2 separate regions of the Homo sapiens genome follow, and region 2 is linked to region 1. The links are chromatin contacts, found by Hi-C or POLR2A ChIA-PET in ENCODE. All regions are on one chromosome and are shown on one strand. Each heading gives the region's core, a stretch centred on a gene start or an enhancer-like site at or near the end of the contact. The rest is flanking DNA. Distances are from core to core; before and after follow the strand shown. Region 1 holds the start of EFNB1 (ephrin B1). Region 2 has its middle 58 kb from the start of PJA1.

What was found. A loop is a pair of places that touch in the nucleus more often than their neighbours do. ChIA-PET counts read pairs that join two places held with the same protein, here RNA polymerase II (POLR2A). Pooled maps may share reads with other maps.
Region 2: a map of PC-9 shows a loop between it and region 1 (8-fold over the local background). The contact joins the enhancer-like site here to the promoter of EFNB1 in region 1. A Hi-C loop is called at or near these places in 3 of 168 maps with a recorded cell type or tissue (PC-9 and naive thymus-derived CD4-positive, alpha-beta T cell), 1 of 37 single-sample maps with no recorded cell type and 18 of 50 pooled maps. POLR2A ChIA-PET finds 5 or more read pairs at or near these places in 14 of 52 experiments (A549, AG04449, AG04450 and 11 more).

Annotation. Positions count from the first base shown.
Region 1 is chrX:68,826,833-68,830,443 of GRCh38, reverse strand. EFNB1 (ephrin B1) reads right to left here and starts at 1,423. Exons shown (of 5, transcript NM_004429.5): 1 at 540-1,423. The coding sequence starts at 667.
Region 2 is chrX:69,106,141-69,109,755 of GRCh38, reverse strand. No RefSeq gene overlaps it. Among named protein-coding and RNA genes, the nearest start is that of PJA1, 58 kb to the left of the region's middle. Within about 2 kb of position 2,325, at least 5 of the 41 ENCODE cell types and tissues checked have a DNase peak (open chromatin) inside an H3K27ac peak, as active enhancers do.

The DNA of each region.
Region 1 (3,611 bases), core at 174-2,673:
CAGGGAAGAAAGAGAAATGAAAATGGGAGAAGCCCGAGTGGGGATGTTGGCGCTGCCACCCACCCCAAGCGCCGGGTCCCGCTCTGTGTTCCCTCCACAGCTACGCAAACGAGGAACCCGTGTTCTGGCCTCGTCCCTCGCCCGAGTCAAGCTCGCTCCTGGAGCGGCTCTCGGCGAAAATCACCACGTTCCCAGGGGCCCCGGAGGGAGCTGCGTTCTCGCCTCCACTCAGTTCTCCGGTGCGCTCTCGGGCGCCCGGACTCCCCAGCTCCGCCTGTGCGACCACCTCGACTTCATCCAAGACGTGCAGAGGCAGGGGGTGGGAAGCCCGGGGGGTCACAACCCAGCCAAGTGCCCCTACCCCACCCCGCCGCACCCTGCTCCATCCGCCCGCCCGCAGGAAAACACTCGAAAAAGCCGGAGACAAAATGAGGCGCCGCTCCTCCTCCGAAGACCTCCCCACATGCACTCCGGGGCGTGCGGCCTCACCCTGAAGGAGTGCCTCCCACCCCAGCGTCCAGAGGAGATAAGTTACTCACTTGGGGTTGAGGGAGCTCCAGGATACGGGCTCCAGGTTCTTGGCCAGCGGTGTGGCGAGCCGGCACAGCGCCCACACGACCATCGCCACAAGCCACTTGCCGAGCCAACGCTGCCCAGGCCGAGCCATCTTCCCGGGGGCAGACTGCACTTCGGGATCCCTTGGCGCCTCCTCACCAAAGCTCGCCTCGCCTTCCTCTGCCGCGCTGCGCTCGGAGCCGCTCAGGCGCCCATCCTCCGCAGCCGCCGGCCTTGAAGTGCTCCCCTCCCGCCGGCTTCGGTGTCGCTCTTCTCCGCCCGGCCGGCCAGGAGGACTCACTGGGCAGCCGCCCCCAACCCGGGCATGGGCTTCGGCCCCCGAGGGCTCGTTCTCCTGGGCTCTCCGCTGCCGCACGAGGCGCGACGGGGGCTCTGCGCCCCCGGGTGATCCCGCCCGATTCCGCTCGACTTCCCGAGACGCTTCGGGGCTGCGCGCCCTCTCCCCGACGGGGTCTTCCCGCAGAGGTCTCGGTGACCGCCCCGACGCCTCGACCGTCCCGGGATCGCTGTCCCTTGGAAGAAGTGGGGGTTTCCCCACAGCACAAGCTCGGTCCCCGGGCTCCCGACTGGGCCGCCCTGGCACGGGCTCCGTTCCTCCGGGCCACACTGGGACTCCGGGCTACGCGCCCCCGGACAGCTTCTACTTCAGCGCGGGCCCTGCTCAGTGTACTTAGAAGAGCGGGGAGATGCTGCCGAGCGAGCCAGTCCCATTAGTTTGCGCCCCCGAAGCCTCGGCCGGGTAGCCCGGCAGCCTCGCGTCGCCGAGTCCTGGCTCCCGGGCGATCGAGCCCGAGGGTCTGCGGCCAGTGCGAGCCTCACAAACCTCCCACTGCTGTCCAGCTCGCATAGACTCCCTCCGCTGCCGCTGTGCTGTCTACTCCCTTGCTCAGGCGAACGCAAGGCCAACCCTGCTCTCTTAGCCAATAGCAAGCTCAGTGGCGGGGTCCTTGCCCCATACCACGCCCCCAGAGCAGGAAGGGGGCGGGGTTTCAGGGAGCTCTTAAGGACGCCGCGCGCCCGATGGCACCAATCTGAGTGTGCGGCTCGTGCGGTTAGGGTTGGGTCCCTCTCAGTCCTGTTCCCAGAGAGCTCAACCCGTGGGAAGTTGGCACTCTCAAGAGCTGCCGGCCTGCTCTCCTCTCCACGCGTCTGGTCAACACCCCAGCCCACTGACCCTGTCCCAAGTACCCCAGGAAAGTATTTCCATTTTCTTTTTACACACAGGACCCCTGAAGTCCTGCTCTGTGCCCACCTCCGTGTCAAGGACAGCCTGTCTGCTCCTCGTCCAGTCCCACGTAAGGCTTTAGTGGGCTTTCCTCCTCTCGCCCTCAAAATGCACTGTCTGCTTGCACTTGGACCCGGAGTCAGGAACATAAAAGTGAGAACAGTGGGAGGGGGAAACTGGTGAGGGTCCAGTACTTGATTGGGGTTAGAGGTGGGGCGGGGAGCAGGGTGGGGTGTGGTGGGGAGAGAAGGCGTGTTCATCGCCCCTGGGGACCAGGCCTTCGGAATCTCAGCTTTCTGGGGGAGCCTTGTGGGACCTCTGGAGCCAAGATTTAGTCTTGTCCTGTCCGAAGGCGCGGGCAAGGTCCCGGGATAGGCAAGCGGGGATGAGAGGGCACGTCGATAAAGAAAGACACCTCGAGGGCAAAGAGGAAAAAGCACAGGGCATGAGACTTTTGAAAAAGCAAAAGCGGGCATCCTGGACCGGAGAAGCCGGACTCCAGCCTGTCCCGGCCTCGCCATCTGGGTCTTTGTCTCCCAGCCCTGGCCCATTCTTCCCGCCCCGCCTTGCCTCTTTGCTTATAACTTGGCTCGATCCCATAGCTCAGACCTTCCAGGTCCGACCCACTCTCGCTGGTCGGACCCCAGAGGACGTACCCACGTGCTAATGTCTCCCCCTGCTGGACTTCCATAGCACTGCGGGCGCCTGGGATAAACCCGGAGCTTGCCATAGCACAAGACCTGGGACAGGCGTAGCCTTGGCAAAAACCGTCACCCTGTATGGGGAGGAAGGGAAAGAACTAGAAGGATATCTGAGTTTGGGGTAGGCTTAGGGACTGCCAAGAATACAAGGTCTCCCCACTTTTTCTTTATGGAGATAATTAGATGAGCAACATTCCCAAAGTGCTCCACCATTCACACAGTTTCATGTCCATCATCTCGCTTAATAGGTGACTGAGCTACTGCGTTTCTCAGTGGATCCTCTGATGATCTTTGTGGCTGTAGAGGTGGGAATAGCCCAGATTTTGTCTTTTTATTTTCTCCCAAATAGAGGAGAAAATAGGGAAAATCTGGGCCCTTCCCACTTCCAGGGGCAGCCCTTGAGGGTGAAGTGGCTCTGGGTAGGTAGGGAAAGAAGGAGCTGTTTGGGGTCTCTGAGCTCTCAGCTGGACCCTGCATTGGGGTGTAAGGAAGGAGAGATGAGATGAATAGGGTGTAGGGACACACCAGTAGTCTAGCTGGGAGACTGGGATCCCTGGAGTGCATGCTAGGACATCAAAACCTGAATACAGAAAGCAGCCTGCTGCTTACTGAGTGCCTACTATTGTCAAGAACCAAGTTAGATGCTTTTCCTTTCATAACCTTTTGAAATGAGTTTCAGTATCCCCATTTTACCTACAGGGGAAAGTAAGGCTCAGAGAGAAGTGACTCATCTGAGATCACCAAGCTGATCAGTGGTGAAAGCAGGATTTGACTCCTGGGACATCTGTCTCCAAAGCCTGTGGCCATTCCCCTGTACCATACTGGCTCAAATTCCCAGCCAATCCTTGCTTCTTTGCTTCTTTGGTTCATTCCTGGTTAAGGCTGGGTCGTGCATGGACAGCAGCAGCCTGGGGCTGGCCAGGACTCTTCCCTCACTGTCCTTCAAGAGGTTGCCAGGCCTGGAAAGTTCATCTATATTCCTGGCCATAGCCCAGAGTTCTTCTCATCTAAGACCACCACTGCCAACCCTAGAGCCAGCCTTGATTCTTCCTCCCCACAGCCAGCATGCCCGGTGCCCCACAGGAGGAGAGCCCAAGGCCAGGTGGGGG
Region 2 (3,615 bases), core at 1,076-3,575, 280 kb before region 1:
TCCTCTACTTTGACTGTACTTCACTGGAGAATTCTTCAGTGGAACCCACATGCCACTGCCTCCCAGAGCAGGACTGAGGGCAAAGTGGCAAAGGCCACCTGAGGCTTGCTCAAGGGCTTGGGTCAGCAGCTCATTCACTGCCCCAGAGTTTAAAGTGGTTTTGCTTTCCTGGGCCTTGGTTTACCCTTCTGGCAAATGGGCAACAGTAATCTCAGCCTCACCAATGTCACAGGCCTGTGGTGAGAAGCAAAATTAGATCACGTGTGTAAACAGCAAGCCCTACTTGAGTGAAACTGGTGCTGCTATGACCTGCCAAGGCAGTCGCTGTCCTTTGATAACTCCCTCCAGGCCCCAGGCCCAGCCTTCTCACACCTTCTGCCTCCTCTTCTCTGTCTCTGTCTCTCTCTGTCTCTTTTTTGATCATTTTTGCCCCATAATCCCTGCCGCGCCCCCCCCCCCCCTCCGAACTGCCCCTTCATGTCTTGGTAGCAAATGCTCTTTCCCACCAGCTGCACTGCCCACTTGGGCTGGTATTGCCCCCACACCGCCCCTGGCGGGGAAAGGAGCAGGCAAGCCCAGGGCCGCAGACCATGAAACCTAGAAGACAGTCTGACCCTACCCTCAGTCATCCCCAGAGATGAGAAGGACCTGGGCACAGGGACTAGCCCCAGGCTTTTCTCCAAGTGCCTTGTCCAGAGATGGAAAATGAATGGCTTAGTGGCAGTGAGCGAGGTGGATTTACTTACATAGACTTTTCATGTTCTTTATACAAAACAAACTAGTCCCTGACAATTTTCTTCTTCAAATGTTGTCCTGCTCCCCTAAGAGCTGTGTCTTGAGGTGATCTGGACTCACTCCCTATGCATGGGCCTCAACCTCCCCATTTGTGCAGTGAGAGAGGCTGGACTGTGTGGCTCCCAGGGTTCCTTCAGCTCAGACTGTCTATGTCACCCCATCAGATGCCATATTCTCAGCCATGTCTCCCAAGAGGCCCTGGGGGTTTCTCTCCTGGGGGTCAGCTTTGGGTGGCATCATTGTGATGCATTGGACCTCACCAGCCCTGCTTCCCAGGAGGTTTTCAACTGGGTCTCTTACTAAGAAAGCCCAAAGACCAGGATCCTAGAGAGAGCTGTCAGGCAGAGGCCAGCATGGACTTAGAGAGCATGGCCTAAGAGAAGCCAAAGAGCAAGCCCTCTCCCAGGGGGAAATGATGGCAGAAAGTCCTGGGTTCAAATCCTAGCAGCTCTGCCACGGACTCACTGTGTGACCTTGGACAAGTCACTTCCTTCTCTGAGACTAAGTGTCCTCATCTGAAAAATGAGGATAAAAGAGTCTTTCCATCACATGGTAAAAAGGGTTGCTCAGCAGAGGAGCTACAAAAGGTTGCTTCCTTCCTTCTCCAATCTTCCCCAGGATCCTGTGTGCAGGGGCTGGTGCCCTCCTCCTTCCCCTCTTTGCTCCTTCTCTGTGCTGGGAAAAGCAGCCATGGGCCTGGTCCTGCTCAAAAGCACGGCCGGCCAGCCCACTGCGGGGCCAGGCTTCACACTTGGTGCTTCCGCAGCTGATGAAAGCCTCTTGGGAGCCATTCAGGGGAGGGAAAGGGAGAGATGGCAGGGGAGGGCAGTGGGGCAGAGAGGAAGAGAGACAGAAAGAGAAGCAGAGAGAGAGAAGACATAGAGAAGATAGAAAAAGACATGCTCAGGGACACAGAGAAATGGACCCATCTAGAGAAGAAGACAGGTTTGGAGAAAGGCAAACAGAGAGAGAGAAAGGGACAGGCAGAGAAATAAAGCCAGAGACACACACAGAGGGAGACGGAGCCAGGGAGAGGGCCAGAGAGACAGACAGACAGACAGTGGGTCCAAAGATGAAAACGAGAGACGAAGGCAGACAGAAAGGCCAGAAAGAGAAACAGAAGCAGGCAGAAAGAGAGGCTGACACCAAAGAGAGAAAGAAACCAAGAGACATGGAGACAGAAAGACTGATGGAGACATAGAATGGGAAGGACAGAAGGGAGGAAGGAGGGAAGGAAAGAAGGAAGGGAGGGAAAAGGGTGAGGGGAGGGGAGGGAGTTGTTAGTTCAGGGCTGAGCCTGAGCACAATTGGCTGACACAGCACATTCTCCTACACTCTCCCCTCTCCCTCCTGCTGCTGCCTCCAGCTGTCCCCTCCCCCTTTCCTTATCACTGGGTCTTTGGCTGGGAAAGGGGCCCTGTGGCCTGCTTGTTTCACACATTCTTCTAAGCCAAGGTTAGCTGGTGTTCCTAGCCCCTCCCCTGCCCTCCTCCACCTACTCAGCAGCTCTAGTGCTCAGGTAGGGAGGAAGCAGGTGACCACCCCAGGGAGAAAGGGCAACATTCCAACTCCTCAGCGGCCTGAAGAGTAGGAGGAGGCAGCAGGAGAGGAGGTTGGCCTGCTTCATTCACTTGCAAGCTCCTGCTGATGCTGTCATCTCCTGGAGGGCTTGCCAGGGTCCCAGGGGCCTGGGGTTCTGGGCTGAGCCTCAGGCTTTAGCCTGGAATCTGAGCTCCACCTCTGATGCTGCTGCAGCAGTGGCTGGCCGGCTGGCCAGGGGGCTCAAGGTGGCCAGCTCTTACTTCCTAAATGGAAGCAGATTCCATTTCCCCCAAACCAGCCTCTGTCAGAGATCTCTAGGCCTGGCCTTTGAGGATCTTCTTCAGACAGGATTCCAGAAGGAAGGGAAACTGTAATGAACAAGATTTAGGACCTGAGATGGGGGTTGATTCCTGGGGAGCTTAGTTTCAGCCCTGACAGGAGGGGAGAAGGCATCGGGAGTGTGTCAGGTGGCTGCTTCAGGTCCTGCTTCTTGGGGCTTTAGGAATAAGGGCAACTGAGCAACTATAAGGTCAAGGAGAAGACTACATAAATATAGAGAAGACAAAAGTCCAAATTTGTTTCCTTCCCTCCTTCTTCCTCTCAACACACAGTTCTGAGTATAGGTCACTCTGGATTACCCCCGCTTCCCCTCTCACTGAGGGGTGTTTGCTGGCTGGGAGGAGACAGGGACTCATGCCCTAGAAGGATAAGTTGAATAATCTGGAGTTGTTGATCCTGGAAAAGAGAAAACTGTGGGAAAGTGTGGGAGGTGTGGTCTTCATCCTCAGAAGTCTGAAAGGCTGTCATAGGGCAGAACACTGACAAAAAAAATCTTAGAGCTGAATAAAAATCATCAGGTGTAACCTGGAGGGGAAGGGACCATCCAAAGATGAGCCAGGGAGGCTGGCTCTCAAATGTACTGCTCTTTCCATCCCCGTCCCCCTGGCCAAGTACCCTCCCCATCTATGAGAGTATAGAAAGCAGAACAGGCACAAGGAGGGGGGTTCCAGGGAGGTGACTCCAGACTTTTAATAGGGAACCACTTTCTGACAACTAGAGTGGTCCAAGAAGGGAAAGGTACTAAGTCCCCCCCTCCCCACCCCAAAGCTAGGGGTAGGCAAGAAGTCCTCTGGCAGGGCATTAGGTGGGAGTGGAATGGGATGGCGTTCAGGGTTCCTGCCAGCCTGGGAAATGGACCCAGAATGACGATGGTCCACTGGGCTGTAAAAGAGCTATGTGCCATGGGCAACTTCCTCCCTTCTCTGGGCTTCCATTTCC